7 separate regions of the Mus musculus genome follow, and all the other regions are linked to region 1. The links are chromatin loops, found by intact Hi-C in ENCODE. Cell type or tissue: left cerebral cortex. All regions are shown on one strand. Links, peaks and the distances in the headings refer to the core of each region. The heading gives the core; the rest is flanking DNA.

Region 1 (4,418 bases), core at 194-4,193:
CTTAACTAGATTCCTTCAATTTTAATTTGTTTTCAAAATGACTGAGTTTTAAAGATCTTTTCTAAAAATACAAAATAATTCTGCCTTTCAAAAAGTTAGTCCGGAATCTCTAATAAACCAATCACATTTGATTAGCTCCAAACAAGGACAGCCCCCATCCTTGCCCCCTTTTCTCTGTTTCTAAACTTGTTCTGCACCTCAGCTCCCCTACCATGGTCTCTGAGACTCAGGGAACAGGACCGGAAAGGGGGTAGGAAGGCACAAGGTAGGCTTCTCTCCGCAGCACTCCTTCCTGCCCCCACAATGCCCCACACTTCCTGACTATCAGTGACTTTGAGCTTCCCACCTCCAAAATGCCAAACTCATTTTCAAGATTTTCAAGATTGAGATGAGGAAAGTTTAACACGATTTCCCCTCAGTGGAGGAGAGGAGAAGATTTTAGGAACACACGATTAGGGAGAATTAACTTAGCCAGGTATTGGAGCACCTTAGTAAGTGAACTGAACGGTGGCAGGGGAGCACATGCTCCCTGCTGGCTAGAGGACATGCTGGGCGGGACTAAATGTCAACCCCCTGCACCAGCCACCTTGTTGAGTGGCTCAACCATCGACTTTAGGCTAAGGACTCCCAGAAAGCCCAGTAGTGAAAGATTTTAAACCTTGAATCAGCTGCATCCAAATCTTAGCTGTGGACCAGGGGAATCCCAGAGAGCGGAGAGCAACCTCAGAGATCCCCCTGGAGCAAAGGTTTAGCTGTCTCCTCCTGCTCTCGGGATTATGCCAGAGGCCACTGCACCACCATCTTACTCCCCGAAGTTTCCTTAAAAAATACCTGCAGGGACAGTGCTGAGCACAGTCTACACAGGAACTAACAGATCACTCACTGCTCCTAAGCCCACGGGACTCAGAGGCTGCACCGCGGCAAAGTCGAAGGGCGGGAACTCAGCTTGACACAGAGTATGACAGAACCGGGGTCTCGGGGTCACAGGGCCATGGAGCTGCAGTCACAGGGCCAGGGTGGTACAGACTAAGACCATGGAGCAGCTGGGGCTTCGGGAGACATGAGAAAGCCTCACCCAGCCACCCTGGAGCTACAGCAATAGTGAGTGGCTTTTGTCTTCGTTAACAAAACACCTGACAGAAACAACTGTGGAGAGAGGGATCGATTTTTGGATCACAGTTAACGGGGACACGGTCCTTCATTCGTGGTGGGGAAGGCATGGCTGTGCAGAAGCTAAAGCCAGAAGCCTGTTACAGTTCTAGAGGTTGGGAAGCAAAAAGCTCAGGCTGGAAAGGGGATGGGTTCCTACCCCCAAAACCCAGCCAACATTCAGCTTCTCCCCCCAGCTAGTCCTTTTCTCCAGACCTTCCAACTACGACCTCCTGCTGCCATGCAAATGTCCAAACAAAACATGACCGCGTGAAGACACTGCGCGTTAAAGTGCAGCTTGGTTGAGGGGCAGCTTTCTGAACCAGGGAGAGGACCAGCAGAGAGCCCTCGTGGGAAACACGTGCGAATTTCCCAGGTTCTATTTCCCGGTGCCAAACTCTGTAAGGCAATAAACCCACCAGTGGCTGAGGTGGGCACGGTGGAAACAGAGCCCAGAGGGATGAAGGAACCATTCGCGGCCCTGCCCTCCCTGTGCTGCAGGTCTCATCCTGGAAGCAGCACGAAGATTCCAAGTAGGAAGCTGTGAACTGGGAGTCAGGTACAGAGGCTGGCGAACTGTGGGCGGGAGGTGGGATGCAAGCAGGGATAAAGGCTCTCCATCAGCAAACATACGCAGCCTATCCTGGAAAACACAGCCATGTACATACAAATCCTTGGGAAAGCTGAGCAAGTCTGTCAAAGGCAAACGGGAAGCGCTGACTGCACACGAACATACCGCCCTCAAGCACGTGGCTGCCGTGCAACACAGCCAATGATTCCGCCCAAGTGTTTCCAGGACAGAATGCTGACAGTTCTTGGCAGTTTAAAACCAGCGTCTCTTACTTCAGAATTCTTATCGCTGTTTCCAAATCTCCAAAATGGATCCCCAAACCTCCCATACCTAACAAAGCTCAGTGTCTTGAAAAGTCACCTCAATCTAAAAGGCACAGGCTTTCCCTCCAAGTGAGGATCAGAGAAAAACAAACAAAAAAACCAACCAAACAAAAAACACACAGCATAGCAAACCCAGGGAGAGGGGAAAAATTTAACAATAAAATGTTTGGGGGTTGTTTTGTTTTCTCTTGCTTGGTCGTCTGCACGGAAAGTAATATTCTGTGATGCTTTTGCCCTGCTGCTGCCTCTGCCCTCACCTCTGTCAAATTCACACGCAGCACAAATACTGAGCAAAAGGACACAATCGACAGCAGCGAGATTGTTTTTATACAACAGTCAGCGATTCCGAGGGTCAGGACTGAAATGAACTATTCTGACAGCGCCCCCTAGTGGGAGAAGGCACTGCTCCCACCAAAGGAAGTCTTTTAAACTGACCTTACACTTAAGAAGGAATGAGAGTCTCTGCGTCTTCGCTGTCCCCGGAAGACCTGCCCCAGACACTGTACCTGCCGAACAGTAGCCCTAACATTTATGAGAGGTAACACCTCCACCATCCTCTCTAGGAGCATGTGGTCCCTCAATGGTACACCAACACACGCAGTTGCTTCTGTAGGAGGAGAGTTAAGAAACACACGAGTTAAGAGGACTGCAGCCCCGAGCCTATCTGATGCACCTGCGTATCCCAGATACCTCTGTTGTCAACGTTACACAACCTAGAATCACCTGAAAAGAGGAAGCCTCAACTAAATCATTGCCTTCAGACTCACCTGTGGCCATGTCTGAGCGAAACGGTCGTCACTGATGATTGACATGGGGAGGCCCGCCCACTCTGGGCAGCACCATCCCTGGGCACATGGATGAAGGCAGTGGACCTGGACTGTGTAAGAAACAAGCTGGCTGAACATGATCCAGGTAACCCAGTAAGCAGTGTTTCCTTACGGTTTCTATTTCAATTCCTGCCCTGACTTCCCTCAGAGATAGACCGTTACCCGGACGTATAAGCTGAAATAAACCCTCTCTTCCAAGGTTGCTTCCTGTCACAATGCTTAGCGCACGTGGCAGCTGGAATCGAGTCTGGCTCACTTCTCCTCCTCCTTCGGAGTTAGTTAGCACACACTTGGAGTCCCTTCTGCCTCTGTTCACCCAGCACTAAGGTGTCTCGGAAACCAAAGAACTGCCTGAAAATAGCCTGATACTACTAAACTGTATTAATTGAATCACGAAATCCTGGAAGCACTCCAATCTATCTCCCAAACTTAAGACTCTTGGTTTTCACATGAATTGCGTCTATTACATTTCTTTGATTTGTTAAAGAAAATGTAACACAGATTTAAAATCTTTAATTCAAAATAAAAGTGGCAAGTACTTAGATCATCACCCTTCAATTACCTGTCCTATAAAAGAGCAGCCACCTGACTAACCGGATTACCTCAGTCAGCTTCTGCTCCAGGGCTGCGGCTTCCACACGCCTAACCTTCCCTTGGGGTCCTCTAAAGGCAACTGCTGCCCTCTACTGGGAAAACATGGAACAAAGCTAAAAACCACCTCATTTCTTCTGGTTTCAACACCTGACTGAACTGAGATGGCACGAGGGAGGAAGACAGCTTTGCAGAAGCTTAAAAGTCGTTTCCTGCTTTTCTCAACTACAGAACCTAAACGGTAAGAGGCTGAGAAGTTGGCTTTGGAGCCACCTAGTCAGGATGCTGGCTGCAGTCAAGGCCCAGAGTTCTGGATCTCAACTTAGAGTCTGAAAACTGAGGCGAATATTGATGGTCTTGAATATTGGCTTAGCAGTATACACCAGGTTTTTACTTTTCCACAGCTATTTAAACATAGTTATGGTCTTTGGGGCCATACTCAACATATCTCCCACTTACTACTATTCAAGAGATAACACATTCAGAATGTCACTGACTGTTCTAATGATGCAAAAACTGAGACAGAAAATATGAACCAACTACCTAGCCCAGCACAAGCAAGTGAACGGTACACACTGCTTCTCTCTCCTCTCCCCTGGGCTTATCTACCAGCTCCATGACCGTTCTCACACCAGCAGTATATACGCCAGGGCACGTGATCTGATGGTTTGACTCTCTGCTACCCTTGGAGCTACAGGGATGTGTGCTCTGTGCTCCCTAATGAAAAGTGAGTTCCACCGTCTGGGCTGTCCTGTATCTATCTTCATCTCAGAGTCCACTACTGGGGGCAGTGCCAGAAAGAGACGCTATGCACCCCCAACCCATGACAGCCAGCACAAAACAGACATAATGGCATTGTAAGAGCAAAGTGGTGAAGGTAGAGGCAACATGAATGATTATAAGGTGATAAAACGCATTATATGGTAACATCTATTTATTGCAAAATATGTCCCAACT
Region 2 (4,418 bases), core at 277-4,276, 1.5 Mb before region 1:
ATGATGAGGTAGTATCTTACAAAGATGATTGAAGATAATCATCTAATCTGGCAATTTAGGCAGGATGGGGTGCTTGCCTTGCATGTACAAGCACCTGGCTAGGTTGCCATCACATCCTTCCCTACACAAGGATATTAATTTTAATTAAGTGCATGACAAATATCCTACAAAAATATAATAAAGCTTATTTTTTATTTAATGAAATTAAGATTCTCAATGTATCATCTCAGATTATGTAATCAAAATCATTGATTGTATTATTCATAGACCTCATGTCCTTCCTTTTTGTGTGTTTTGTTTACTATGTCAATCAATTCCAAAGTGAATGTATTGAAATCTACTTGAATTTAGAACATACAAGCAGTAGCATGACCCCATCCATGCATTTTCATAACTATTTTTAAACATGTGCTGTCTCTGGTTTCCAGGTACCAATACTACTTGTATTTTGTACAACATATCAACTTTTATTTCAACCAAATCAGAACTTCTGTTCCCTCAAGTCTTTTATTTCTTTGTATATTTTTCACATATGTATGCACAAAGGGAAAAGCCTTGAAGATATGGGTACAGGGGAAAAATTCCTGAATAGAACAGCAATGGCTTGTGCTGTAAGATCAAGAATCGATAAATGGGACCTCATAAAATTGCAAAGCTTCTGCAAAGCAAAAGACACCGTCAATAAGACAAAAAGGCCACCAACAGATTGGGAAAGGATCTTTACCTATCCCAAATCGAATAGGGGACTAATATCCAATATATATAAAGAACTCAAGAAGGTGGACTCCAGAAAATCAAATAACCCCATTAAAAATGGGGCTCAGAGCTGAACAAAGAATTCTCACCTGAGGAATACCGAATGGCAGAGAAGCACCTGAAAAAATGTTCAACATCCTTAATCATCAGGGAAATGCAAATCTAAACAACCCTGAGATTCCACCTCACACCAGTCAAAATGGCTAAGACCAAAAATTCAGGTGACAGCAGATGCTGGGGAGGATGTGGAGAAAGGGGAACACTCCTCCATTGTTGGTGGGATTGCAAGCTTGTACAACCACTCTGGAAATCAGTCTGGCGGTTCCTCAGAAAATTGGACATAGTACTACCGGAGGATCCCGCAATACCTCTCCTGGACATATATCCAGAAGATGTCCCAACCGGTAAGAAGAACACATGCTCCACTATGTTCATAGCAGCCTTATTTATAATAGCCAGAAGCTGGAAAGAACCCAGATGCCCCTCAACAGAGGAATGGATACAGAAAATGTGGTACATTTACACAATGGAATACTACTCAGCTATTAAAAAAATGAATTTATGAAATTCCTAGGCAAATGGATGGACCTGGAGGGTATCATCCTGAGTGAAGTAACCTAATCACAAAGGAACTTGCACAATATGTACTCACTGATAAGTGGATATTAGCCCAGAAACTTAGGATACCCAAGATATAAGATACAACTTGCCAAACGCATGAAATTCAAGAAGAACGAAGACCAAAGTGTGGACACTCTACCCTTTCTTAGAAATGGGAACAAAACACCCATAGAAGGAGTTACAGAGACAAAATTTGGAGCTGTGACGAAAGGATGGACCATCTAGTGATTGCCATATGCAGGAATCCATCCCATAATCAGCTTCCAAATGCTGACACCATTGCATACACTAGCAAGATTTTGCTGCAAGTACCCAGATATAGCTCTCTCTTGTGAGACTATGCCGGAGCCTAGCAAACACAGAAGTGGATGATCACAGTCAGCTATTGGATGGGTCACACGGCCCCTTATGGAGGAGCTAGAGAAATTACCCAAGGAGCTAAAGGGAACTGCAACCCTATAGGTGGAACAACAATATGAACTAACCAGTACCCGGGAGCTCTTGTCTTTAGCTGCATATGTATCAAAAGATGGCCTAGTCGGTCATCACTGCAAAGAGAGGCCCATTGGACTTGCAAACTTTATATGCCCCAGTAGAGGGGAACACCAGGGCCAAAAAGGGGCAGTGGGTGGGTTGGGGATTGGGGGTGGGTGGGTATGGGGGACCTTTGGGATAGCATTGAAAATGTAAACGAGGAAAATACCTAATTAAAAATAAATAAATAAAAAAGAAAAGAAAAGAAAAGAAAAGAAAAGAAATCAGGTTTTCATGTCTAGGATGTGATTCCACAGTCGGACACTAGGTGTTGCTAAGATCTCATCAACTACTTGTAAAGTATTAGATGTGTTTAACAGTGTGCTTAACCAAATCAAACTCAAAAGGCAAGATTTTTTGTTTGTTTATTTGTTTGTTTTGCATCGTTTTCTTGAGCCTTTTATAAAGACTAAACCCCACAGAGGCTTTTAATCTCACCTGTAGGTTTCTTGTTGCAAAAATCTGTGTGCTGCTGAGGAACAGAGAGAGGTAAGAGAGAGAAGTAACCAAGCTTTTATGTCCAAGCTGCTCAGGTTTAACTGTGGGCGTACCCCAAGCCTCAGTGGAATATCAATTAAATTACGGAGGAGCTCAAGCTCTGCTAAGCAGTCTCTCAATCTTACAGCTAGCATGACACAGAAACTGCTAACGACAAGACTGTGCTCAGGATAGAGCATCACTGGCTTCTTTCAGAACAAGTCCAAATTCCATCCCAGTGAACCAGCCAGGCGGTTTGCTCACTCATTATCTGTCAAGTGTAATGCAAACTAAATGTTACAGTTTTTGAGGAAATCTGGTTTAAGGATATTTTTTTAGTTAATTATTATATCTTATTTTAAATTATATCCTCTCATAAATATATCCTTATTAACCTGCAAGTCAATTGTTGACAGTATTCTAGTGGAACATAGCAAAGTACATGGTCATAGAAAAGGTGGTGAAGGTCCTTGGGCACCTAGGGTAGAACAAATGTCTTGGTCTATTTTGTCTTATAGAAAGGTAGAAATACTGGAAAATGAAAACCAAACCAAACCACCACCACCACCACCACCACCACAACAACAACAACAACAACAAAAATCTCCACACAACCTACCAAAGAATTTTAAGAAGATGCAATAGCTAAGAAAGAGAAATACAGGAAATAACAGCAAAAAAGAAAGTGTGATATGTCAAACACAGGACAGGAAGGGAAAAAATGAAACATGGACGTTATTATAAACAAAAGTTGTAAAGTAACTTGGAGAAGTATTTGTATTAATCAGCTCAAGAAACCATAACAGACTTAAATGTGGCTTGACAAGAATTTATTTCTCTCAATTCAGCATCTTCAAAGTCCCAGGCCAAACCATGCAGTGTCAATTTGATGCCCCTAATGAGCACTCTATCTGGACAGGAGAGGGCACTCTTCTTTCTGTGGTCTCACGTGATGGAGATAAAGGAGAAAGATGGGGGCTTTTCTTGTAGACTGGTCAAAACCAATGTGACTAAACTAAAGGAGTAGCAATATCTGCTAAAGAAGAGAAGGACAGAAAGTTCACTGGGAGGGGCAAAAAAGCAGTGAAAGGGACAAACTACCTGCCATACTGCTTCGATGGCTGAGCAGTGTTTTGTACAATGCTTCTCAGAATTTCAGACAGACCAACCAAGACAGCTAAGAATTGCTCTTAAGAGAGAGCATGATGATTGAGAGAGATGATGACTGAGAATTATAAAACTATCACGTGTGTGTGTGTGTGTGTGTGTGTGTGTGTGTGTGCGCGCGCGCGCGTGTGTGTGCATATGTTTGCCTGTGTGTGCCTTTCGATGTGTGTGTATATATGTGCATGAGTATACATGTATGTACCTGAGTGTATGCATGTGTGTGCATACTGCTGACTGTATTTTCAGAAGAATATTATCTTAAGAAACAGCACTAACATGTCTGCCATTCTACATGATTGGATACACACATTTCATAGAGATTCTAGGAAACACCTCTATATCAGTTAAGATAAAACATTCTTTCTCTTCCCTTTAAAGCCTTTTAGTGATTAAGAGTGAGCCCATGCTCTTGTACTTGATTATAGATTATTGACTGTGATGGTTTTTCTGCAGTTTACTAAAAATACACATTCACAAAAACACATTGTATATTTTTCAAAAAATAAATATAAGGACATAGACCAAGCATGTTGACTCTGAGAAGAGGGAATCAAATGATGATCATAAAAGAAAAGTAAAACTAAAGATGAGAGGATGACATGCTTTTTAACTTAAAACTAAACCAAAAGGTGCTGTTGTCATTAGATAGGAGGAGGCTGTGTGAATTTCTGCAGCCATCATCAGAGAGTCTTCCTTCTGCAGCAGACGGGTACCAATGCAGACACCTACAAGTAGACAATTGACAGAGAGTGAGAAACCTCTGTAATTCAGTTCTAAATGGGATATCACTATCAATCTCTCTCATTAGCACTCAGAGGACTCTGCAGAGGAGAAGGAAGAAAGAGAGTATAAGAGCCAGAGGA
Region 3 (4,418 bases), core at 123-4,122, 130 kb before region 1:
CCACAGAGAGGTTACTCTGGTGAGAGCCACAGTTCTGCTGAGCACTGAGCACCTGTCGTTAGGAAGATGGGTCTCAGGAGCAGAGCAGTGTCTCTTACTGAGGTGCTGAGCGTGCAAGAGAGAATCAAGACATAATCCAGGAAACCTAAAACCTGACCCGAGGAAGACATGTGGAGAGTGTTGTTGCTCCTACTGTGTTCAAGACGGTGTAGTAGCTGCTTTCAGAACAACTTTGCTGAAAGAGGGGCTAGGGTCACTAACGTAAGTTCACACATAGTAGGAATGAATCAGCATGAAAGTTCCAAATGACTGCCTCAGTGCACACAGCCAAAATGAGGAAACATGCTCTCACTACATGCTCTCATATGAATAAAATATGTTCCCAAAATCACATGTGAATTTCCAACATGGTTGGGGAGAGATAGTAGACAGCCCCACAGAGAGCTCTGGGTCTTACAGTGCTCTAGACCGAGGAAAATGTTCTACTGTTCCTGGGTAGAGGCTGTGGAAGTTCTTGTGGTTTACATGTGCTTACACAGCCCAGCTCTCTGAAATGAGAGGAGAAGCAAGCCACAGAAGATTCATGACCACCAGGCTTGTCTTCACTGTGGCTCCTCATGCAGCAGTTGCAGCCCACAGGCAATTTCCGTTTGATTTTCTAGGAACAGCCAGGGCGGCAGGTCATCAGTATCGTGTGCACAGCCATGTGTTGGCCCTCTGGATCTTAAACTGCTTGTGGCTTCTGATTGGCCCTTGATAAGATTAATTCATGTTTTGAAAATGAGTTATTTACTCTTCCTTAATATCCTGCTTGTGAGAACTGCTTGGAAAACCATCAATGTTAATGATGTGGACTTGAACTACCACTTCCCTGTCTCTTCAGGATGCTCGCTGTTCTGTCTTAGGTGTAAAATGTGCTAGCGCATAGAAAACTGTTAGGACAGCTATCCTCTGCAGCAGTGTGGTGGCATGGTTTCAGAGTAGGGGGTGAAATGCTGTCGTCTTTGCTCACCAGCCTTCAGTGAGCTGTCCTGCCGCCGTCGTCTCCAATTACCTGAACCATTTACACAACGATCGGCCTCTATTTTTAAAAGCTGCATCCACCTGGCTTCCACTGAGGAAAGCTTCAGTCAGAGCGCTGCTTTGAGTTACATTTAATTTTGTCTGTACGGTCAAGGTGCAAAAGAAAGGAGTTCTAGAGGAAAAAAAAAGTGGTACCCAGAGCTTTGAGGGTCTCAAAGGGCCATCACAGTCATAGTTCTGATGAGGCAAGGATGGGCTACATTCACAAAGGAAGAGGTTCCAGCCATGATGAGAAGCAATGCTCCCAGTGTGGCCGAGGCAACTACTGAGTACAAAATGTGATTCTCCCGCAATCCAGCAAGAACGCTAAGCGTGCAAAGGTGCAATACCTCCCTCCCGGGGCCGGCCCGACAGAAACGTGACGTCTCCTTCTACCTTCCCACTTACCAACTTAAATGTCAACGTTTTTAAAGCTTTGGGGTCATCTACAATCTTCTGTAAATTAGCAGCCACTGTAAAATACAAACACAGAGACACAGTGTCCAAGTTATTTCCAATAGCTCTGGATTTTCACATCAATGATTCGGAAAATTTGACTAATGATGCAATAAACTGCAAAATCATTCCTTTCACAGACATTACAAAGTCCATATAAATGACCAAATTACTTTCATACAGATACTCTCTAAAAGCATTTACATCATTTCTGTCACCTCCTATCTATGTGCATCTGGATTAATCACTGTACATCAACCCTGAATTTCCTATAATAAAATTTGAAATTACTTTCTAATGGAAAGTAGAAATGACCGCAGCTCCAGAGTCTCAACTGGTTGGTTTCTCTGAAACTCATTACTATGAAAATTATTAGCCAGGAGGGGGCAGTGTGCAAGAGGAGAGGGGCTGTTACAGACTTCTCGTGGCCTGTAAATCCACTCTGTTCTCTGCATCCACTTATATCAAGGCAACATGATACAGCTGATGACGCTCACAGCTCAGACAGACCAGCATGCTCTCAGAGCACATTTATCCCTCTCTATGGTGATGGCCACCTCTCCCAGCATCTGAGTCAGTGGGCAGGGTCATGCAGGGAGACTGCCAGCACATAGCTCAATACTGAGAACCTAGGCTCAGTGTCAGTTGATCCATCAGAGGTCGGCCCTGGTCTTTGTGGAGATCTGGCTTTGTGTCAAGTGGCAGTAAGTACAGACAGAGTTTTCCCAGTTGCCCACCCATCTTGAAGTACTACTTAAGAGTAAAATTATCAAAAAGCAAAGAGGATGAACACTGACCGGTACCCTGCATACATCTAGACCTCAAGATCAAACTACCGAAGAGTCAAGTTAGAGCCACTGCAAAGAGGTTACTTCCAGAACAAAAGCTGAGAGCAGCGGGGGTCTCTGTCATTTTTATGTCATGAGAAAAACTATCTGCTGGTTCAGCAGCTAGGTATCATTTTTCCCTGAATTTTTGAGATTCAAAACTTTAAGAAGACAGTTTAATACTTCTGCATGCTATGAGTTTCAAATAGAAAGCAGAAGGAAATCTATGAAAATTTTGGGTTTTTTTTGGGGGGGGGTTGTTCTGTTTTTTAATGGTTGACAGGAATCAATCTAGATATAAGGATTTTCTATAGATGTAGTTCATTTTATCTGCTAGTCACAGAGGAGGGCAAAATAAAAATGACAAACTTGATATGGCCTATTTCTCTTTATAAATCACAATTATAAACATATGGTTTTAGTTGCATCTATTGCTCTCTCACTAGTTCTATTCTGGACAATATGAAAGGTTTCATTTTTTTTCTCACTCTCACTCCCTTCTCATCTCTTCTTTTCCTCTTGTGTTAGCACAGGCAATTGGCAAGTACACACCTACAGAGCTTAGCCCAAGCAGTGACACCCATGAGGCTGGCCTTACTAAGCTTCATGAATAGATTCTAGATACTACTACACGCATCAGGAATGTGTGCAGGAAACTGACTCACAGAGTGAGATTTCCAGCTAGGAAATACTGTCTACCAAAGAAAGCCACTATTTACTGTGTCAGGACACTCTGACTATACACAAATTGCAGCAAGGGAAGACAGTGCCTGCATTCTTAAGACATAAAAACATTCTAATAGCCCCGCTGATTTGGGCTGATTTCATGAGTGGCTGTAAAGTCTTCACATGAATTTTCGTCCTTTCATTAGGCTCCCTTGGCTAATGCGGGTGATTTACTGCCTTGTTCTGGGTCATCTATTTCTGGGTTGCTCTCTAATGTTCAGCCAAAAGCACTGCTCTGTCCTGCACTAATTCACAGCTCTCTGGTGTACAAACATGTGCAGGAGGGCCAACTTCTAGGGAAGTGTCTAGCAGCTTGTCTGCGGACTCAAAAGCAGGCATGGCTGCTGGCCCTTTAAACAATCACCCCAGGACCCAGGCTCCCCAAGTGTGAGCCCCATACCTTTGGGACATTAGAAATTCAAATTCTGTCTTCAGCTCTGAGTAAAAATAGCAAGGCTGGCCACTTACCTGATTACTTAACCCAGCTGCTAGGCTTATTTTCAATTTAGTTGATTCTAATTTGTTGTAAAGTGCTATAAAACACCTTCATTTAACTGACATCATAGAAAATTCAGGGTGATGCTAATCTCTCTTCCAGCAGCAATACTCATTAAAAAGATGGGTGTCACTGTTTGCTCCCTTCTCCTGACTGTGCACCTGGATTTCAAAAATAAAAAAACACTCCTTACCTGGAACGTGAGCGGGCGGAGAAGGAACTGCTGGGCAGGGCTGCCTGTGACACTAAGAACACTAAGCCCGCCAGTTTAAGAGACACCAACCATCCTTTGGAAATACTGGCTGCTAAAGCCCATTTTCTTAGTGGCCAAGAACTAAACTTCTCTAAACTCAGACTTCCTCAGCTAAAATGCAGGTCTCCGGCTTTTGTGCACACTATTCAGTCTTTTGAGCTTGCCTCCCCACCCCTCCCACCCTCCCTGGACCACGGACCACTGAGTTCAGTCCTAAGAGCTTCTCTCTTTGGAGAAACAGGGCCACACCAAGGCCCACAGGAGTGTACCTCTTAAGTCTCCTTTGCTGTTTTCCCTTGCTTCACACTGTAGGCTTGGAGGTCCTTCAGGGCTACGTTTGTATGTACATTTCTTTTTAATAATGCCATAAGCTATAGCAAGCACCTTGATTTATGGAACTGTAATAGCTTCATTAATAGCCCCCACGGAAGCCATGCAATTACCTCCCTGGGTCTAAACAGAGAAGGAAAAAAGATTGTCAAGGCCATCAGTCAGTATCCGGATGGCCAAGTACACACTTCTTTGGCAAGTGAAGCCAGGCCTTCCCCAGACAGTTTGATTTTCCGAATTTTCACAGTTACAGAAGTAACGATGACTT
Region 4 (4,418 bases), core at 242-4,241, 230 kb before region 1:
TATCTACTAGCAAGACCCCAGGTACTTTAACAAGGCAAGTCTCCTCCCATAGTGAGAGGTATGATCCGGGTACCAGTCTTCTGACCAATTGTTAGAGTCTCAAAATCACAGTCTTTGTTTTCTTAGCTGTTGACTATAAGGGAGGGGTCTAACTCAGTGTCCTCCAAGCCCACAAATCTCTAAGTGGTACTTAACAGTAAGAAAGATGAGCATGGTCATGGGAAAATGCAGGCATGGATGCTATTCACTTCATGGAAGAAAGGATGCAGGCAGTAACGAAGGGATCAGAATCCTGTATATGCTCAAAGCTATGGTTTTGGAACCTCCTTCCTCCAGCTATGTCCCACCTTTCCAGGGCCAAACTTTCAGTAAATGGGTGTCTTTGGAAGGTACTTTATTCCCAGCCATCAAAGAATAAGTCTATTTTCCAAAGCCTTGAAGAAAGCAGAATTGCATGGTAAGAGCTGTGCCCACTGCCAAATCAGGAACAGGCAGCAAGTCTTCCTAAGAAAGCAAGGTATTAGAAAAAGTTTGTGGGCAGTTATCAACACAGTCTCAAATGGAGAATTGGAGAAAACTAAGAAATGTTAAAGGTCAAATTTTTTAAAGATTTAGATATGTATTTATTTTATGTATGTGAGTACACTGTAGCTTTACAGATGGTTGTGAGCCTTCATGTGCTTGTTGGAAATTGAATTTTTAGGGACTCTGCTTGCCCTGGTCAACCCCACTCACTCTGCTCAGGCCCACTCTGGCCCAAAGATTTATTTATTATTATACATAAGTACACTGTAGCTGTCTTCAGACGTGTCAGTAGAGGGTGTCAGATCTCACTATTAGTGATTGTGAGCTACCATGTGGTTGCTGGGAATTGAACTCAGGACCTTCAAAAGAGCAGTTGGTGCTCTTACCCGCTGAGCCATCTCACCAGCCCAAAGGTTAATTTTTTTAATCAAACAATTAAAAGCTCAAAGTCAGAAAAATGAAAGCAATCTGAATTGTATGTGAGCTTGTCTGAAAGATTTAAGAGCAAAAATTGTGCCTAACTGCAAAAAAAAATAGCCTTTTGTAAAGAAGCAGACCCTTTGTGGAAAATTACTGATGTTAGCTTTACTCCAGTCACCAGTGCTCGTGGTCAATGTATTCATGTATTGAATATCAATACACATAAACAATTTCTGTTCATGGGAGAGGAGAAGCTAGGAGGTTATTTCCGGGGCTTCTGAAGATGAATGACCGTGCTTACTTTAGTCATTGCTGGCAATTCTTACACCCTTACTGTGTTTATTCAAGAATATGAAAATGGCTAGGTAAACATGAATAAAACTGTACTTTATTGATTTTGCAGAGTTCTGGGGAAGATTTCTGAGGCATGGAGCTTCCAGCAGGTTTGGAAGAAAGTAAAGTGAATTCCATGATGCAACAACACAAGTGAGGTCTGTGGACACCCACCAAACCAACTCCTCTCTGGCAGGAATTTTAGATTGACGAATACTATGCTGCCTTTGCAAAAGGACAAGAAACTAGTGCCCAAAAGACGTGTTCTTCAGCATTTGGATTAGACGTGTTCTCAAGACAATGGCTTCAAAGGTCTCCTGCCTCTATGTATTGACCGTTGTGTGCTGGGCCAGCGCTCTCTGGTACTTGAGCATAACCAGACCTACTTCATCCTACACTGGCTCCAAGCCGTTCAGTCACCTAACAGTTGCCAGGAAAAACTTCACCTTTGGCAACATAAGAACTCGACCTATAAACCCACATTCTTTTGAATTTCTGATAAATGAGCCCAACAAGTGCGAGAAAAACATTCCTTTTCTCGTGATCCTCATTAGCACCACACACAAGGAATTTGATGCCCGCCAGGCAATCCGGGAGACATGGGGGGATGAAAACAACTTCAAAGGGATCAAGATAGCCACACTTTTCCTCCTGGGCAAAAATGCTGATCCTGTTCTGAACCAGATGGTGGAGCAAGAGAGCCAGATCTTCCATGACATCATCGTGGAGGACTTCATTGACTCCTACCACAATCTCACCCTCAAAACCTTAATGGGGATGAGATGGGTTGCCACTTTCTGTTCAAAAGCCAAGTACGTCATGAAAACCGACAGTGACATTTTTGTGAACATGGACAACCTTATTTATAAACTCCTGAAACCCTCTACCAAGCCAAGAAGAAGGTATTTCACTGGTTACGTCATCAACGGCGGGCCAATCAGGGATGTCCGCAGTAAGTGGTATATGCCTAGAGATTTGTACCCTGACAGCAACTACCCACCGTTCTGTTCAGGGACTGGCTATATCTTTTCCGCTGATGTGGCTGAACTCATTTACAAGACCTCGCTCCACACCAGGCTGCTTCATCTTGAAGATGTGTACGTGGGACTGTGTCTTCGAAAGCTTGGCATCCATCCTTTCCAGAATAGTGGCTTCAATCACTGGAAAATGGCCTACAGTTTGTGTCGGTACCGCCGCGTCATCACTGTCCACCAGATCTCTCCAGAAGAAATGCACAGAATCTGGAATGACATGTCAAGCAAGAAGCATCTGAGATGTTAGGACTTCTATTAATGTAAATAACTTTCTTTTCTAAGAAATGGGGACTAAGATGTTGGTATTTACAGGTGTCACCAAGGGAACATGAACTGGCCAGGGGTTTGTAAATGTTTTGCTTTCTGTTCCTAGTTCTTTCTCGGATCAGTATTTTACATGTATTGGGCTCGGCCATAGAAATGGTGAGAGAGTTAGAGGGCCGGATTTCATTCTCAGGTCCTAAGACATTGCCATTTATATCAAAAAGTGACTCTAAATAACTGCCAGGATTGGTGCACTGTGCATCTGAGATAAAGATCTGGGCCAGGAGATAGAAACTCACAGTAATGCCCTCATAGCATCTCTGCAAACGTAAATAGTAATTCTTTCTTTGAAAATAAAAAAATCAAACCAAGTCAGAAAAGATCCGCAGTCAGGAACACACACTAGATGTTATCATTAATGCTGTGTGCTGTTGTCATGTAACATTTTTACATACGTTGCCATAAAATGTGTATAGAATTTGAGATTCTACCAATAATTGATTTTATCCCTAGAGTAGGGCATCAATGACGAAAAAGATGGGAATGTACACTTGAGGATCAGTTATCCTGTATGTATAGAAAACATTTCGGCATAGATTCACAAGAATTAAATCTGGTCAGCAGGTGGGTTGTACATAGAAATGCTACTTTAAGTAAACAAGTAAACGTTTTTTTTTTCCCCAGAACAAATATTATATGATGCCACCAAGGAGACTCCAAATGTAGTACCCTCACCTACTTCCTTCCATAAATGCCTTTAAGTGCATTTTATGGTTTTTGGATCAGTCAGGCATATGTCTCCATGTGTAGAAAACACGTTGGTAGGAGGCCCAGAAATAATGCATAACAATTGATAAAATGCAAATCTAGGTGTCCATTCTAATTAACATAAGCTTGGCAATAGTGTACAATGCCCCTTTCACACATTTGCAAAGCACATGAGAACATCTTTAAGGAGTACCAACCTTATTAAAAGATGTGCCCCTGCTACCAGTAGAAGAAATGCTCTCTTAGCGTCTAAAGCATTCACATATGTTTAGTAGCAAAAGGGCTTTGAGGTGTTCTGGGGAATCTGTGGCTGAGATCCGTGGGAAGGAAGACTAGGGAAGCCAAGTTGGGATCCCATTGATGCCACAAATTTATATGGACCATTTGAACAGGCATCTCATTTTTGATGTGCATCTGTATGCTCACTTGTAAAATGGCTAAAAAGAAAAATCTACCTCACAGGTACTGTGAGAGCAAATCACATTTGCTAATAAGTATTTTGAGATCTTTTAGTTTAAGAGGTGCTACATAATGCCATGTATCATGCATGATGCTAAATGCTAAAATGATTTACAGTAATGATAAAGATGGTTATCCATTGTGGCAGCATCATCCTAATATAACAATTTACCAAAATAAAGATTGACTGTGAACTATCAGCGTACCTAATTCTTCCAAGACTTGATGTTTCCTTGGCTATAAGTTAGTTGATTGGGGAAGCTTCAGTTTCTCCCCCACACTCTCTCATTTTGGTGAAGAATTTTTCACTTCAGTGTGTTGCCTTGGCATCCCAAGATGTTTAAAGCAAAAAAAAAAAAATCTATTTTGCTTTGGGGAGGAGCTTTGCATAGGTCTTGCAAAACACAACTTAAATCGTAGGAAACATTTGCCCCGTATTCTTAAAACTCTTTAGAACAAGTAGGGCTAATCTACTCCCTCAGAGGACGAATAAGCACTCAGCAAATCTCCACAGTGGCACATCTACCGTTGATGCACCACTCCTTGTCGTGATGCAAAGAAAGCTGGAAAAGTTGCTCATTTGAGCTATTTTCTTTGCACCTTGACCTCTGCAAA
Region 5 (4,418 bases), core at 109-4,108, 810 kb before region 1:
AAATGTGTAGTTACTGTGTGCATCTGGGATCTTTCCCTCCAGACAAACAATTATCTACACACCTCTCTAGAGTAATTTCTAAGGGCATATTAATTTTTCAAAGAACCTGAAAAAAATAAAAACCCTCATGTCTTCTGTGGTAGTTGGTTTGTTACCTATTGATGACTGGCTGGTTTCTGACCATTTGCACTGTAGGAAAGTTTTCCCATCACCAAAATAGAGGCTTCAAAAGGTAATCACAGACTTTAAGATGAAAGATCTCTCTCTCTCTCTCTCTCTTTCTCTCTCTCTCTCTCCCTCTCTCTCTCCCCCTCCCTCTCCCTCTCCCTCTCCCCCCACACTCTCTCCCTCACCATCTCATAACCAAGGATGATTTCTAAACTTACTACTAAGATTAGTACAACTACAACATCTGTTTTTCAAAACACTAATTGATGGTAAAGCCACAAACTACAGATACTCAGATTCAAATTATTAAATCCAGGAAAACGGCGAAGTCTCCAGGAAGTTAGAAGACATTTCAGAATAGACATACTCTAAAAGTCATTTAGCCTCATTGTGTCAGTGGATATTGGAGTCTGTTGAGTACCATGGAGAGTTCCAGGTTTTTGTGTTCTGGGAAAAGATGTTGGACAGGTGTTTGTGGACAATATTTCAAATATTGGACATCCAAAGAGAAGAACTGGAGCCTAGCTGAGTTGAAGATTAGAAGCTCAAGGACATCGTGTTGAGTGGGGAGGGACCACTATGAATCAATTGCTTAGTATGAGTTTTCTTGATCATTTGCACAAAGCTGAACCTCTCCAGGCCCTGGCTGTTAAAAGTGGTTTTAGGGGCTAGGCTCCTGTCCTTCCTCCTGGACAACTGGTTTCTTTCATATGCTAATCTCCTGCTCACTTCACTTGCCTACCTCATCAGCACTGATTAAACCCTGTGGCTAATTTCAGCTGCTTCCCATCATCCATGGCCCTAGGATATTTTTCTCCTAAATTATCTTGAGAAAATTTGAACGTCACAAATATTTGTATATAAATGAAGCTGTAGGGGGAAACAGTGTTAAAATATCTATAGGTTGACATTATCATTTAGTGCAGCCCTTTCTGTAGGCAGTAAAAGCATCAGGACGTGGACAGAAAGCTTTATGAGTTTTCACTGTGGCAACATTCAGCCACACCACCAATATTTTTGGAGCCATTGATATGTGTAGGGAGACCAAATAAGAAAAGAAATTAGTTAAACCATTATCTTTCCCCATGAAGCCCTCAGACAAGGAAGAGACATTCAAATAAAGAAAAATGTACAGTGTCAAATACAGATCTGAGAAGCTCAGGAAAACATGTTTCTGTGCTTCTTTTGCTGTTTGTTTGTTTCTTTAGTTTTTAACTGTAATATGGTGGCGTAAAAGGAAACAGTTGCACAAAGTATTTGAAGTTTGTCAAACAGCCTCAATTTTGTCTTGCTTCAAACAGTATTTTTTTTTTAGTCTTTGAGAGTTTCAAACAACGTACGTTGGTCATTCTCCTCCCGATCCTCTCAGATCCTTCCCCACCTCCCTATCCTCCAGTTCTCACACACACACACACACACACACACACACACACACACACACACTCACACACACACACACTCTCACAACACTCTCACACTCACACATACACTCACACACACTCTCACACTCACACACACACTCTCACACTCACACACACTCACACATACTCACACATATTCTCACACTCACATACACTCTCACACTCACACACACTCTCACACACTCTCACACTCACACTCACACACACTCTCACACTCACACACACACACTCACACACACATACACACATACACACACACACACACACACACTTTCTTAAAAATCTTGATTTTTGGGGGGATTGAAGAGGGCCAGGTTTCGCTCTAGCGCTGGCTGCCCAGGAAGTTACTGTGTAAGCCAGACTAGTCTTAAATTCAGAGAGATCTGCCTGCCTCTGCCTCCTGAGTGCTCAAATCAAAAGCATAGGCCCTCATGCCTAGAGGCTTGGATATCATTACTTAATCATAAGTTTTGAGTGTGTGATTTATGATGTCCAGTGAAAATTCCTCTTCAAAACTTAAGGTTTTCTTCCACAAAGACTAAGATTGAGATTTGCATACCAGTTTACCTTTTAGAGCCCTTAGCAAGATTGCTTTTGCTGATAAGAGCTGTCTATCAAGTGTGGCCTGCGTGGGGACAATGATCATTGCCAGGACAAGTCAACAGACGTCACCTCAGATGCCCCATGGGGTCAGCTAAGGCCTCCTTTGAAACCTTCCTCTGAAAACTTCAATCTCTTCCTCTCCCATCATAGCAAGAACACAAAGTCCAATGAACTTTCTTTCCATTCATCTCTAGTTTAATGTCTGGTCCTTGGAGAACCCCGCATGGACCTCCTGCTGTCTTTCAAGAAGGCTGACTTTGGGATGGTATTTTAGGAAGAAATCATATTTCTGCCTGCCTGACAGTGGGCACAAGGTGGCAGTGTTAAAACTCTTAGCTAAGTGCACTCAGTGGCTAGGCTGGTTGAATACATGACTCCTGGTGTCCTGTATCAAATATTTGAGGTAATGAAGAAAGGAGCAGTTTTGAAAATTAAAATAAAATGGAGTTGATTTAATGGCCATCGTTGAATCCATTGAGATCATCCAATAACTGAAAGTTGAAAGCTTGCAATTGGACTTGAGAATAGAGGAGCATGGCCCCAAATAAACCCTTATGCTAACACTAGGGAGGGTTTGTTTGTTTGTTTGTTTAATGAGATATGCAATGTAGATAGGAGTAAATGGCTGACAACCCTAAAATACTAGAATTGGAGTCTTCAGAGCCCCTGTATTAACAGAATTTCCCTCCAAAAGCTCAAGCTCCCACAAGCCCAACCACTAAAGATCTACACCCAACCATTAGAGCAACTAAAGAGACAAATAAGGGTGAATAATAGTGAGAGGCCATCCTGCAAATTGGTCATCTTACAAGAGGAAGAGATCCAGGGGACAGTATCTTAAGTCTAGTTTCAGGGTATTGGCTTGAGGTTTAGGTATAAACAGAGGGAAGGGTTCTCATAATTAAGTATTCCTGATAAGGCATGGCCCACTTAACCTTAATCCATCCTTATTCCAGTGCCAGCTCTAATAACTGGATAGATAAATTGATAAGGGCCACTCTCAAGGAAAATTGTACTTACCAAGGGTTGGGTTGGGTTGGGTTGTGTGGGCTGGGTGTGTCTGCTCCAGGGGTTTTACCCTTCTAGAAACTCAGGATGACTCAGGGGAAGAAGTTAAGATAGGACAGATTATCTCTGCCTCCAGTACAGACTCAAAATGAAGACAGAGATACCAGGTCTTCATTCTGCTTTCCCTTACTGTATAGACTCAAACTGTTTCCAAAAAAAAAAAAGCTCTATAGAGTGTCTACTTCCTCATATATAGGTGACTCTTTCTCTGTTTAGCTGCATTTTCAGGCCTTAGTACAAACTAATATATAGTACCATCACAGCCAAGGAAGGTCTCTGAGCATAAGGAAGAGGTTATCACATAACTCCAGGTCACTCAGACAGCAAAAACACTAGACTAAGTGTTAGAAGGGCACAACAGTTAATAACTTTTGGCAACCTTGTTGTCAATGTGTCATAGCACTGTCATTTATACATGCATTGGGCCACTTTCACATCTCTCCTGGAATGCACATGACCAGAGGATGTAGGTTCAGAAAAGCCTCTGACCATTTACAGAAGGAGAAAGAATATATATGTCCTGGCTAGTTTGATGTCAACTTGACACAAGCTAGTGTCATTTGAAGGAAGTGAATTCAATTGAGAAAATGCCTCCGTAAGATCCAGCTGAAGGGCAGTATTGATGGGGGAGGGCCTCATGGTGGGTGGGGCCATCACTGAGCTGGTGGTTCTGGGTTCTATAAGAAAGCAAGCTGAGAAAGGCCTTGAGAGCAAGCCAATTAGCAACTCCCTTTCATGGCCTCTGCCTGGAGGACCCTGCCCTACCTGAGTGTTTATCCTGACTTCCTTCAATGGTGGACTATGACATGAAAGTAGAAGCCAAATAAAATCTTTCCTCCCCACTTACTTTTGGTTATAATGTTTCATCGAAGCAATGGAAACTAAAACAATACAGAAGCAGAGACAAGCAATTTAAGTGCCTACAGTGCCTTGTGGACCCTCTCTCAAAGAGAAACTGATAATGCTACAAGGCCTCCCCTCCTCTCCCTGTATACATCACTTCTTTTTTTCTTTTTCTTTTTTTTTTCTGTTTTTTTTTATGTTATTTTTGGGGTTTTTGTTTGTTTGTTTGTTTTTTGTTTTTTTTTATTGGATATTTTCTCAATTTACATTTCAAAAGTTATCGCCTTTCCAGGTCTCCCCTCTGGAATACCCTAT
Region 6 (4,418 bases), core at 179-4,178, 450 kb before region 1:
AGCCTTAGTTTATTAGTAGCCTAGGCTATTAATAATTTCATCATGTTTGTTATAATGGTGGCCAGTTGCTTTCCTTTCCCGTGGTGGCCTTATCTAGATTTAGCCTCACACAATGCTGCCTCATAGCATGAGCTAGAAAGTTTTCCCTGTTTTTTTTTTTACAAAAAGTTTGAAGAGTATATTACTCTTTAATATTTAGTAAAACTCACCAGTGAAATAACTGATCCTGGGATTTTCATTGTTGTTGGTTTTTGAACATTCCTTCAATCTCTCATTTTAAGTCTGTTCGGATTTTCTATTTCTTCTTAAACAATTGTAGGAGCTTCCATGTTTCTATGATTTCTCACCTTTCTAATCAGATCTTATCTTCCCTTCCATCATCCAGGTTTAAATAAATTTGGAGGTCAGAATAAAGATGCTGGCCTGTTAAAAGTAAGTCTGAATGGAACTATGTTTTTAAAATGCTAAGCCAACTGACTCACCAAAAGAAATAAAAAGAAACAAGACAGTCTCTTTATCTTTTGTATAATAAATGCCTCCTAATTATATATCCTCTGTACCTTAGAACAAAATATATAAGAAAATTAAATAATATATTTAACTTTCTGAGGACTTTTCTAGACTTACTTTTATCTCACTAAAGGGTAATAGTTCTGAGCCTCCAGATAGAAAGAGCACACAGTATTTATAAAAATATATTTTGCTGTGGAAGTTATAATATAATTCACTTGTCATTTTCTTATCATGCTCCCATACCTGAACATTGTTTAGCAGATTTGTATGCGTGGACAAATCTGGGAGAGCAGAAGAGGCATAGGGGACACAGGCTAGATACATTGTAACTACTAATCTCTGCAAAAAAGAATTTAATCAGGAAATATTACTCACCCCTCCAAAATATCTCTGACCTTTCCTGTATCTTCAATATTTTGTCTAAACATCCACTACTTTTTAAATTCAGACTCAACTAAAATGTCTTCTACCTTGTACATTACAGCAAAGAGCATTAAGCTGCCTCTATCAGAGGGGGAAATAGATTATACCTCTCCATCTGCCCCTTCTTCCTTCCTTCCCACTACACACACACACACACACACACACACACACACACACACACACACCAGAGCCTAGTTGATCACAAGTCTATTCACTCCCTCTACTATGAGGGAACACTCACTCTATGCTGTGCAGGCACTGTGTTAAGTTTTGAACACACAATACTGACTGTCGCAGACACAGCTCATGATTCCTTTAATCAAAGACTTGGTTCATGTGACTCTACTGTTAATCCTTTCCAGAGTTCAGCAATACAGTTTGATAGAGAGGAAGTTAAAAGGTAATGTAGCCATGACCCTGCATATCTTCTGCCCAGGAAACAGTTAATGGTGTTATCCAGGAAGTATCATGAACTGCACAGAAGTGCATGTGTTTGCAACTTGAACACTGACAAAGAAGCAATTCTTTCTGCTAAAGAGGGTAGAATAAATCTTCCCTTTGCCCTTGCACACCCTGAGCTGCTGATCCAGCAGAGAATGCTGAATGCTCATATCTACAGAAGGCTGCAGGGTCAACCAAAGCAACAAGAGCCACACCAGGAGGTAACCAGAACAGCACAAAACCAAACTTTTGCTGACCATACTGGGGAAAGAAAAGCAGTGAAGCCATTGACAAAACTGCGTCCAGAAGAATCACAACAGCCAAGAACTAAGGAGTCGAGTCCGGCAGTAACTAAGAGAGAGTAGGGGTTGCCAATCTCAGAAAGGACAGTTTGGACCAAGAGTGGCTACAGAGAATCCAGTGCCAATGCCCTTGTCCCTGTCACACAGAACTGTGGATAGCCTGAAACCGAATGCCAGCTCTGCCATTATACCACTGTGACATTGTGTGGCTCACTGAACCTCTCGGGAAGTTTAGACATCTTGTCTGTAAAACAAGCTTACAAGATGGTGAGAATAAGAGAGAGTGGATGCCAAGTAGGTGTTGGTTAAAGAGCGTATGCTTTCTATTCTGAGGGGCTGCTCATCACCATAAAGCAATTCTGCAGTACTTTTCATACAGTTGCAGGCTGTCGTCATCTGCTGCTCCACATCAGGGCTGATGACTGCCTTGCAGGGAGATCTTTAACTGGGTTTATTCTGTTCCAGTGACGGGCAGCTTTCGATGAGTTTCTTACATGTTTCTCATATGTCTACCTGCTTCCTTCCTATTCCTCAATGTTTAGTGCAGTTTATGGGCAGACATACTCATTTATTTTTGTTCTCACTGATGGTCAGACTTTTAAACATGGTGAGCACTTAATAAATATTTAATATTTTGTACACCTCTCTTTACTTAGTTCATGGTTGCCTATTTTTGTTTTAAAAGGTCATGAACTTAAAAAAGAAAATTTGAAGAATTTTTATATGTACATATATGTATATATGTAAATACATATATTTATATATCTATGTATCTATATCCAATCTGTGCAGGGAGGTCTTCACCACACTGATAGGTGGCACAGTTCCTGTTCCCAGAAAGGAACACCTAAAACTGGGATGTTTGCAAGAATTCATCTAAGTTCAATTGTAGAAATATTACAAGTATATGAGAAGACATCCCTTCCCTGCTTCAAATAAAAAGCAGTCATTCATTTTTCTAAGGCAATTTTATTACATGAAAAGTACTTAATGTAAAGAGATCTAAAGGAATTAAGACTTAAAGAAGTAGGCAGTAGTTGTCGTCAGTGAGGAACCTTACCACAGTTCTGTTAGTTGTTGCTAATTTTAGCCTTCAGGCTCACAGATAATGGTTGTAAAACCCAGGACAACTCCATAAGCACATTCATTGCAACCCAGCCTTGGCCATGATGATCTTGCTGTTAATTATTTTTTTAGTATGTAGCTTCTTGCCAAACATTGCATAATCTGTTTGAGTTGCCATCGTTAAAGATGGGAAACGTGGAAAGAACAGCAAGCGCTTCCCTGGATCACAGAAGGACAACAGCCACAGAGCATAGGCCTTTCATAAGTCAACAGCACCTTGTCCCCTGCCTCATCTACCACATCCCTACTACCACATCCACAGGATGTGCAGGCCTGTCTTGGTGAGTTCCCCCACCTGCATCCAGAGTGAGGGACAGAATCTGTGTTCCTTAAAGCCACAAGAATTTAAAATCTCCAAACTATTTTACTAGTGTTCTGTGAGCCACCACTGCCATTATCATAATGAGAGGCTGGCAGCTGGCTTCAGTAAGCCTCTGCTAGCTCAGCTAGTTCATGATCACGAGCCGTCCAGAGTCTCACCACTCGGGTATTGGACACGTGGTGATACTGATCCTTTGATTTGAACACCTGGTGAACTAAGTCCCGGGCATTAGTCTTATTAAACAAGAAACTGGTGATACAAGGCTGGCTGTTGATTGGGCCATTCTGAAGTGGGAACGGAGCGCCTGCTAACAGTGCAGAATCAGAATTCCGCTTTGTGGGTCATGCCATTCAAGCTTAAACACCTACTACTTACAGTGTGATATTGGGCATCTTAATTTCTGTGTGACTACTTATCCTTCCATTAAAAATATTAACAATTATATGGAATCAAGTATTATGGTGAGGATGGAATAATAGTAATAATGTCTGTCGAGTATTTGGGACCTAGAATATATTCGGTAACAGTAGTAGCAACTCCAAGCCTCATTGAAGGGACAAAGAACAAACCACAGAGTTTGAAGCCACTTCTGCTCTATTGACTGGCTCTAGAGCTGACTGTTAAGGCTGCATTCTGAGACTCTTCCCTGTGAATCTTTGCCTGGCACTCCTTGCAGCCTCACATTGAATTAGAGGGGGCAGGGGCAAAAGTTCCATGAATCTCCAGCCAAAGTTTAATTCTTCCTGCTATTCCAACACTTTGGTTTGCTTTTTCTGTTTAACTTTACACTTTTTCATCTCTTCGGTTCTCTAACAATGCCTTCTTCCATATTCCCTCCAGTGGGAGGAACTAACCACCAGATCAGTAATGTGTACTGAGTGTTTTCCTCTAATTGCCCAGAGAGCACAGAGAAGGCCCCTTTGGGAAAAACTAATTAACAAATGCCATCAGTAAAGAGAGGCAGGGGAATTGTTGGATATTCTTCAGAACAGTATTCTGTCAGATGAATGGGGAACTACACTTCAAAAGAGATTCATAGTAATATCCTTTCAAATCTTGTTAATCCTAAGAAAGAAAAAGTACTATATTCAAGAAGACTTACAAATCACATTTGGTGACAATTATTGGCTAGCCATGTTTTTAAGTTGAATCTTAACACAAGTAAGATTAAGAATGATACAGCTTAGCTGGGGTAATCTTGAATATTAACCATATTCAAGCCAAGCACACACTAGCACTTAATGGAATTCCATAACATAACTCAGAAATCCAGCAGTTACCTCAAGGGAAAG
Region 7 (4,418 bases), core at 155-4,154, 780 kb before region 1:
AACTGTAAAATCACATATTTGGTAAGATATAAAGTACTTATAAAAATTACATGGGCTGTCTGTACATTTCTGCTTGCAAGGTCCTAAATCACCTACCTCTTTCTATCACCAAAAATCCCTTTAAAAAAATTGAGGTTCTCTTCAATCTTACCTTTTTGTTAGAGATTTTTCTAAATGGTAACTGCTTTTGTAACAAATGCACTTTTGTACTTTTAATTTTCTGTGTTCATGTGTGGGGTTGTGGGTGTGGAAGTGTACCCTAGAGAGGATGAGTTCTCTCCTAACACGTGGGTCTCTGGGTTGAGATGGGATGGTCAGGCTTAGAGGTATGCGATTTTCCTTCTGCGCTTTCTCACCAGCTTCTTATTGCTTTTGGACTTTCTAACTTTAAGATCTGTTTATTTTTTCAGAGATTAACTCTTCCCTCCACATTTTTGAATATATTACACGTTTACTTTTCTTTCCTGAGCTTCCTTCTTACATGGTTTGTTCCTTGGATAGTCTGTGAAGATACTGTTTTTTTTTTTTTATGCAATAGGAACACATATATGTACTTCTCTCTCTCTCTCTCTCTCTCTATATATATATATATGTGTGTATGTGTGTATACATGTATATATATGTATGTGTTTATACACACACACACACACACACACACACACACACATATATATATATATATATATATATATATATATATATATATATATATATATTTTAAACGAGAAGCCATGTCAAGACCGTCATATTAAAAAGAAACCAAAGGAATAGGGTCTACATGTCAGCTTTTAACTGTAAAGAAATGGGATTACTGTCAGCACAGCCAGTTTGGAAAGGGATGGCCTAGCAAGATGGGTCAACTGGCTGAAGAGGAGGAAGGCACAGAAAACAGCAAAGGTCTGAATATTCTCTATACTGAAAACGTGGTAATAGTAGGCAAGTCTGTTGCGTAGTGAGCATCTTCTTTTTCTAAATGGTAACAAGTCCAAGAAGTTTGTGCATGGCTTGTTCTGGAAATCAAATAATAATTCTCACTCTGTCTGTCTGTCTGTCTGTCTGTCTGTCTGTCTCTCTCTCTCTCTCTCTCTCTCTCTCTCTCCCTCTTTCTTCTCTCTTATTTTTCTCCCTTCCCTCCCTCTCTCCCTCCCTCTCTTCCTTTCTAAAAAGGTAAATGAAGAAAAGAGTGGTGTTGATTGCAAAAACAATCGAGCCCCTTAATAACTAGCAACATGAATAACAGCATAGAAATAAAAAGAAAGGATCATACCGAGTAACAAAGTCATTTTTATCAGAAAATGATGTAGCTATGATTTTTTTCTTTTAAAAACACTCACAAAAAGCATTGTGAGGTGACTTTTACTGTCTCCATTGGAGAACAAGGGTCATTTGGAGACTGTCCCTTTCTTCTACAAGCCTTTGTGTAAACAGTTTTAATTTTGTTTTCCTTGTTTCTAGAAATTAAGTGCGGAAGCTTTTAAGTAGTCCTCTGGGCTGTTTTGATGGCGATTTTGGCATAACTGCACTGGAAAATTAAAATACTCTACAAGGAAAGATTATTAGTGTTTGAGGGAAAGATTAGGACAGGCAAGAAAGGTTTCTGTTTCCGTTTCCTATCAAACATTGTCACTTAATGTTCAGTCACATTCGCACACGAACTCTTAAAGCAAAACCTCTTGGATCAGTTAGGCTTGATGCTCTCCATATGAGTAAATAAAACCAACGTGCAAGGGCTAGGTAATTAACTAGCCTGCTCACACAGTCACTGTTTGGTTTCCTTTGGTTTTGTTTGGTTATTTTCCCGTAGTGGTTGTTCTGCGGGGTTGACGTTTCTATGGAGAGCAAACATGAAAGGTCCACTCTGCAAGGAACTTTGAAAAACGTTCCTCAATGTATCTCCTTCCTTGGACATCTCCAGGCTGATCACTAGTGGAGGTACCACTTTTCAGCTGCCAAACCTAGAAGGACGGGGGCGCTGTCTGGTGACTTTGCTTGCTTCCTTCAAGGCGGCGACCACCTCCAGGGATTCGCTCTCCAGTAGCGCCGCTTCTACTCGGGTCCCAAGACCTCTGCATAGTGATGCCAGGACACTGAACCTCCGTGCCAAGGCTCTGGGGACAGTTACCCGGGAGTGTCGGGTCATGCCAAGATGCTCTTCGAGGGTAGACAAAAAGCGCCCGGGGTCCACATTTGTGGGCCGGGCTTCTTCCCTGTGTCTTGGGCTTGGGCTTCGGGGCCCAAGTCCCCCACCCGTCGCCCCAGCCCTGCCTCCCCCTCCATCCCACACCCCAGCAGCATCCTCTCCCGGAAACAAGCCTGCTGAGCAAAGGCGGAGGCAAACCTTGGGCCTTCCGCTCTGATTGGTCTCCCCCCGCCGCGCGGGGCGAGGCGGCGATTGGCTGCCGGGCGTTGTCAGTCGCCGAGGCCAGAACCGTCGCCGGGGAAGCGCAACCCGGCTCCGGTGCTCCGGCTGCCGCCGCGGCTGCTCGGCTGGTGCAGCTGAGCGAGCCCGCGCGGGCGCCGCTGCCGCCTCCGCCGCCGTCCACCGCGCGCTGCCAGCACCGCGGGGCTTGCAGGAGGCCGCCGGGAGGGGCGGGCGCGCGAGCTGAGCACGAGGAGGCGGAGGCGGGGGAGAAGTGATGCTGGCGCCAGGGATCCGGGCAGCGGCAGCGGAGAATAAGCATCTTCGGGACCCCGGCTGCAGCGTCCCTGTGGCCCGCGGGCCAGCAGAACGGCCAGAGACGGCGCGTCCCGCGGGTAAGGTGCGGCTCTCCAGACCGCCTTGTAATCTTGGGGTGCTTACAAGCTCCTAGTGGCCGGAGCATCCGGACAAGGATGTTTGGGACCTAGACAGCGAGTTCTGCTGCCTGGCCAGGCTGATGCTCGCGCCGGTGCGGCTTCAGCTCCTGCCTTCTGGCTTAGGCAGTGACAGACTTTGACAGCGCGTGGATGGCATTGTGTGTGAGAGAGTGTGGGTATGAGTGTGCGCGCGCACACGCACGAGGTTTGGGGCACTTTGAAAGGAGAGGAGTAGGTCCCCTTTATGTAGACTGATGTCCTTCAAGGATCCGGGCTGGAATGAACAGGATGTTTTGAGCGCGCTGGGACGGAGAACTCGGTGCATTGAAAAGTCTCCTCTGGCATAGAAGGAGCCGGGCAAATTGAACTTTATTGCCTTAATGAAAAGGAGCCCTTGGGTCTAGCGCGCTGGGGGAGAAGCGCATTCACCGAGGCTCCCCAAAGTCTCACTTTACGCCAGGGACTTTGGAGCAGAAAGTAATGGTTGATCAGCCTTGCTGAAGCAAAGAGAAGTTGATAAGGGGCGAGGGCCAGAGGCTAGGCTTGGGGACTGGCCACTTATAGGTGGCAGAAACCCCGCGTGGGAGGCTCAGTTCACTTTTCAGGAGCGCAGATTTGGGGTGAAATGAATTCCACTCCAGAGGACTACGCCTTTGAGCTAAGGTGGTCGCAACTGGACAAATGGGCAGAGGTGGAGTGGTGCTAGTGCGGACATTGGAGGAATGTCCTGGAGCAGGCACTTCCTCCCTCGCAGCCCTGACAGGTGTGTCATCGTGTTTGGGACTGGTGTGTCCTGGGACAGATACTGGGAGAGCGGCTGCGCAGTCAGAAACTTCAAGCCTGCTGGGGTCTGGGCTACCAGACTTGGAACACGTTAATTCAAAGGGAACCAGGTTTTTATATCCAGCTTCTTCCAGGACATATGCTGATTTTTGTTTTTGTTCTTTTTGTTTTTCTTACATGTTCCGTTTTGTAAAGCCATTTCAAGTTCCACTTACACTGCAACCTTTCCGCAGAAGACCAATTATGCTCTGCTATTTCTGAGTAGTGCTCTCAGGCTGAGTCTAGAGCTCGCTGCTCAGGACAGTGATTCCCCCATCCCTGTATAGGACGCACAAACTTAACGTTAGAGACTTTTCTCTGGGATCTATTGTCTCCGTAAGGATCTCTCCTTTCGAAACTTCATGAGATATTTCAGCACCAAGGCACTTTCCCCTCTCTGGCTCAGCCCGGGAAAGACTGTGACCAGAGATGGGATTGCAGGAAGCTGTAGAGGTGGGGAGGGCAGCTCCCCTGCCTGGCAGGGTTGGGAAAACCAAAAACTGGCTCAACACAGGGATCTGGGATCTTGAACTGCCTACACCAATTTCCCTGTTTGAAGCTGGGTTATCTGTTGGGGAATCTAATGGGGATTCTGTTGTCCGACCACTGGACAAATTTCATAGACCACCACCACCACAACAACAATAACAACATGCCAGAGTGAGAAACAGCTTTGCTTGGGCTCCTTTCTGGTTTGCTTGAATAGTGAAAACGAAAGTATGGCACCCCAGAGGAATAGTGTGGGCAGCAAGGAGGGATCTGTGCAAAACCCCCATCTTTGTAGTTTGCAAAACCTAGCT

The links. Peaks named below come from ENCODE experiments on the same cell type or tissue, not always from the same donor. Only the 100,000 strongest peaks of a DNase experiment are listed, where the experiment ranks them.
Region 2: it touches region 1 in a loop (12-fold over the local background); 7 of 42 quality-filtered maps call a loop at or near these places.
Region 3: it touches region 1 in a loop (6-fold over the local background); 20 of 42 quality-filtered maps call a loop at or near these places.
Region 4: a loop joins it to region 1, with 2.5 times the contacts of the local background. A loop is called at or near these places in 24 of 42 quality-filtered maps.
Region 5: a loop joins it to region 1, with 2.7 times the contacts of the local background. A loop is called at or near these places in 9 of 42 quality-filtered maps.
Region 6: a loop joins it to region 1, with 2.5 times the contacts of the local background. A loop is called at or near these places in 2 of 42 quality-filtered maps.
Region 7: a loop joins it to region 1, with 7 times the contacts of the local background. A loop is called at or near these places in 8 of 42 quality-filtered maps.

Annotation. Positions count from the first base shown.
Region 1 is chr2:68,347,289-68,351,706 of GRCm38, forward strand. All of the region lies in intron 10 of Stk39 (serine/threonine kinase 39), which reads right to left. Among named protein-coding and RNA genes, the nearest start is that of Stk39, 120 kb to the right of the region's middle. In left cerebral cortex, for the core only: CTCF peaks have their summits at 2,441 (motif pointing left) and 3,550 (motif pointing left); DNase peaks (open chromatin) are centred at 1,853, 2,432, 2,877, 3,080 and 1 more place; H3K4me3 peaks cover 1,282 bases; H3K27ac peaks cover 1,737 bases.
Region 2 is chr2:66,817,865-66,822,282 of GRCm38, forward strand. No RefSeq gene overlaps it. Among named protein-coding and RNA genes, the nearest start is that of Scn7a, 35 kb to the left of the region's middle. In left cerebral cortex, for the core only: a CTCF peak has its summit at 2,178; DNase peaks (open chromatin) are centred at 2,210 and 2,415.
Region 3 is chr2:68,219,434-68,223,851 of GRCm38, forward strand. It overlaps Stk39 (serine/threonine kinase 39), which reads right to left. Exons shown (of 18, transcript NM_016866.2): 17 at 1,471-1,535. Among named protein-coding and RNA genes, the nearest start is that of Stk39, 250 kb to the right of the region's middle. In left cerebral cortex, for the core only: a CTCF peak has its summit at 1,902 (motif pointing right); DNase peaks (open chromatin) are centred at 1,990, 3,038 and 3,231.
Region 4 is chr2:68,116,365-68,120,782 of GRCm38, forward strand. It overlaps B3galt1 (UDP-Gal:betaGlcNAc beta 1,3-galactosyltransferase, polypeptide 1), which reads left to right. Exons shown (of 6, transcript NM_001379327.1): 6 at 1,349-4,418. The coding sequence starts at 1,579. The coding sequence ends at 2,559. Among named protein-coding and RNA genes, the nearest start is that of Mir6335, 340 kb to the left of the region's middle. In left cerebral cortex, for the core only: a CTCF peak has its summit at 1,962; a DNase peak (open chromatin) is centred at 1,779.
Region 5 is chr2:67,533,037-67,537,454 of GRCm38, forward strand. No RefSeq gene overlaps it. Among named protein-coding and RNA genes, the nearest start is that of Gm13601, 19 kb to the left of the region's middle. In left cerebral cortex, for the core only: a CTCF peak has its summit at 2,515 (motif pointing right); a DNase peak (open chromatin) is centred at 2,489.
Region 6 is chr2:67,899,953-67,904,370 of GRCm38, forward strand. The region is part of intron 3 of B3galt1 (UDP-Gal:betaGlcNAc beta 1,3-galactosyltransferase, polypeptide 1); the gene reads left to right. Among named protein-coding and RNA genes, the nearest start is that of Mir6335, 120 kb to the left of the region's middle. In left cerebral cortex, for the core only: no CTCF peak of the experiment used is centred there; a DNase peak (open chromatin) is centred at 1,824; H3K27ac peaks cover 298 bases.
Region 7 is chr2:67,563,281-67,567,698 of GRCm38, forward strand. B3galt1 (UDP-Gal:betaGlcNAc beta 1,3-galactosyltransferase, polypeptide 1) reads left to right here and starts at 2,409. Exons shown (of 6, transcript NM_001379327.1): 1 at 2,409-2,754. In left cerebral cortex, for the core only: a CTCF peak has its summit at 1,972; DNase peaks (open chromatin) are centred at 1,987, 2,421, 2,875, 3,580 and 1 more place; H3K4me3 peaks cover 2,886 bases; H3K27ac peaks cover 2,720 bases.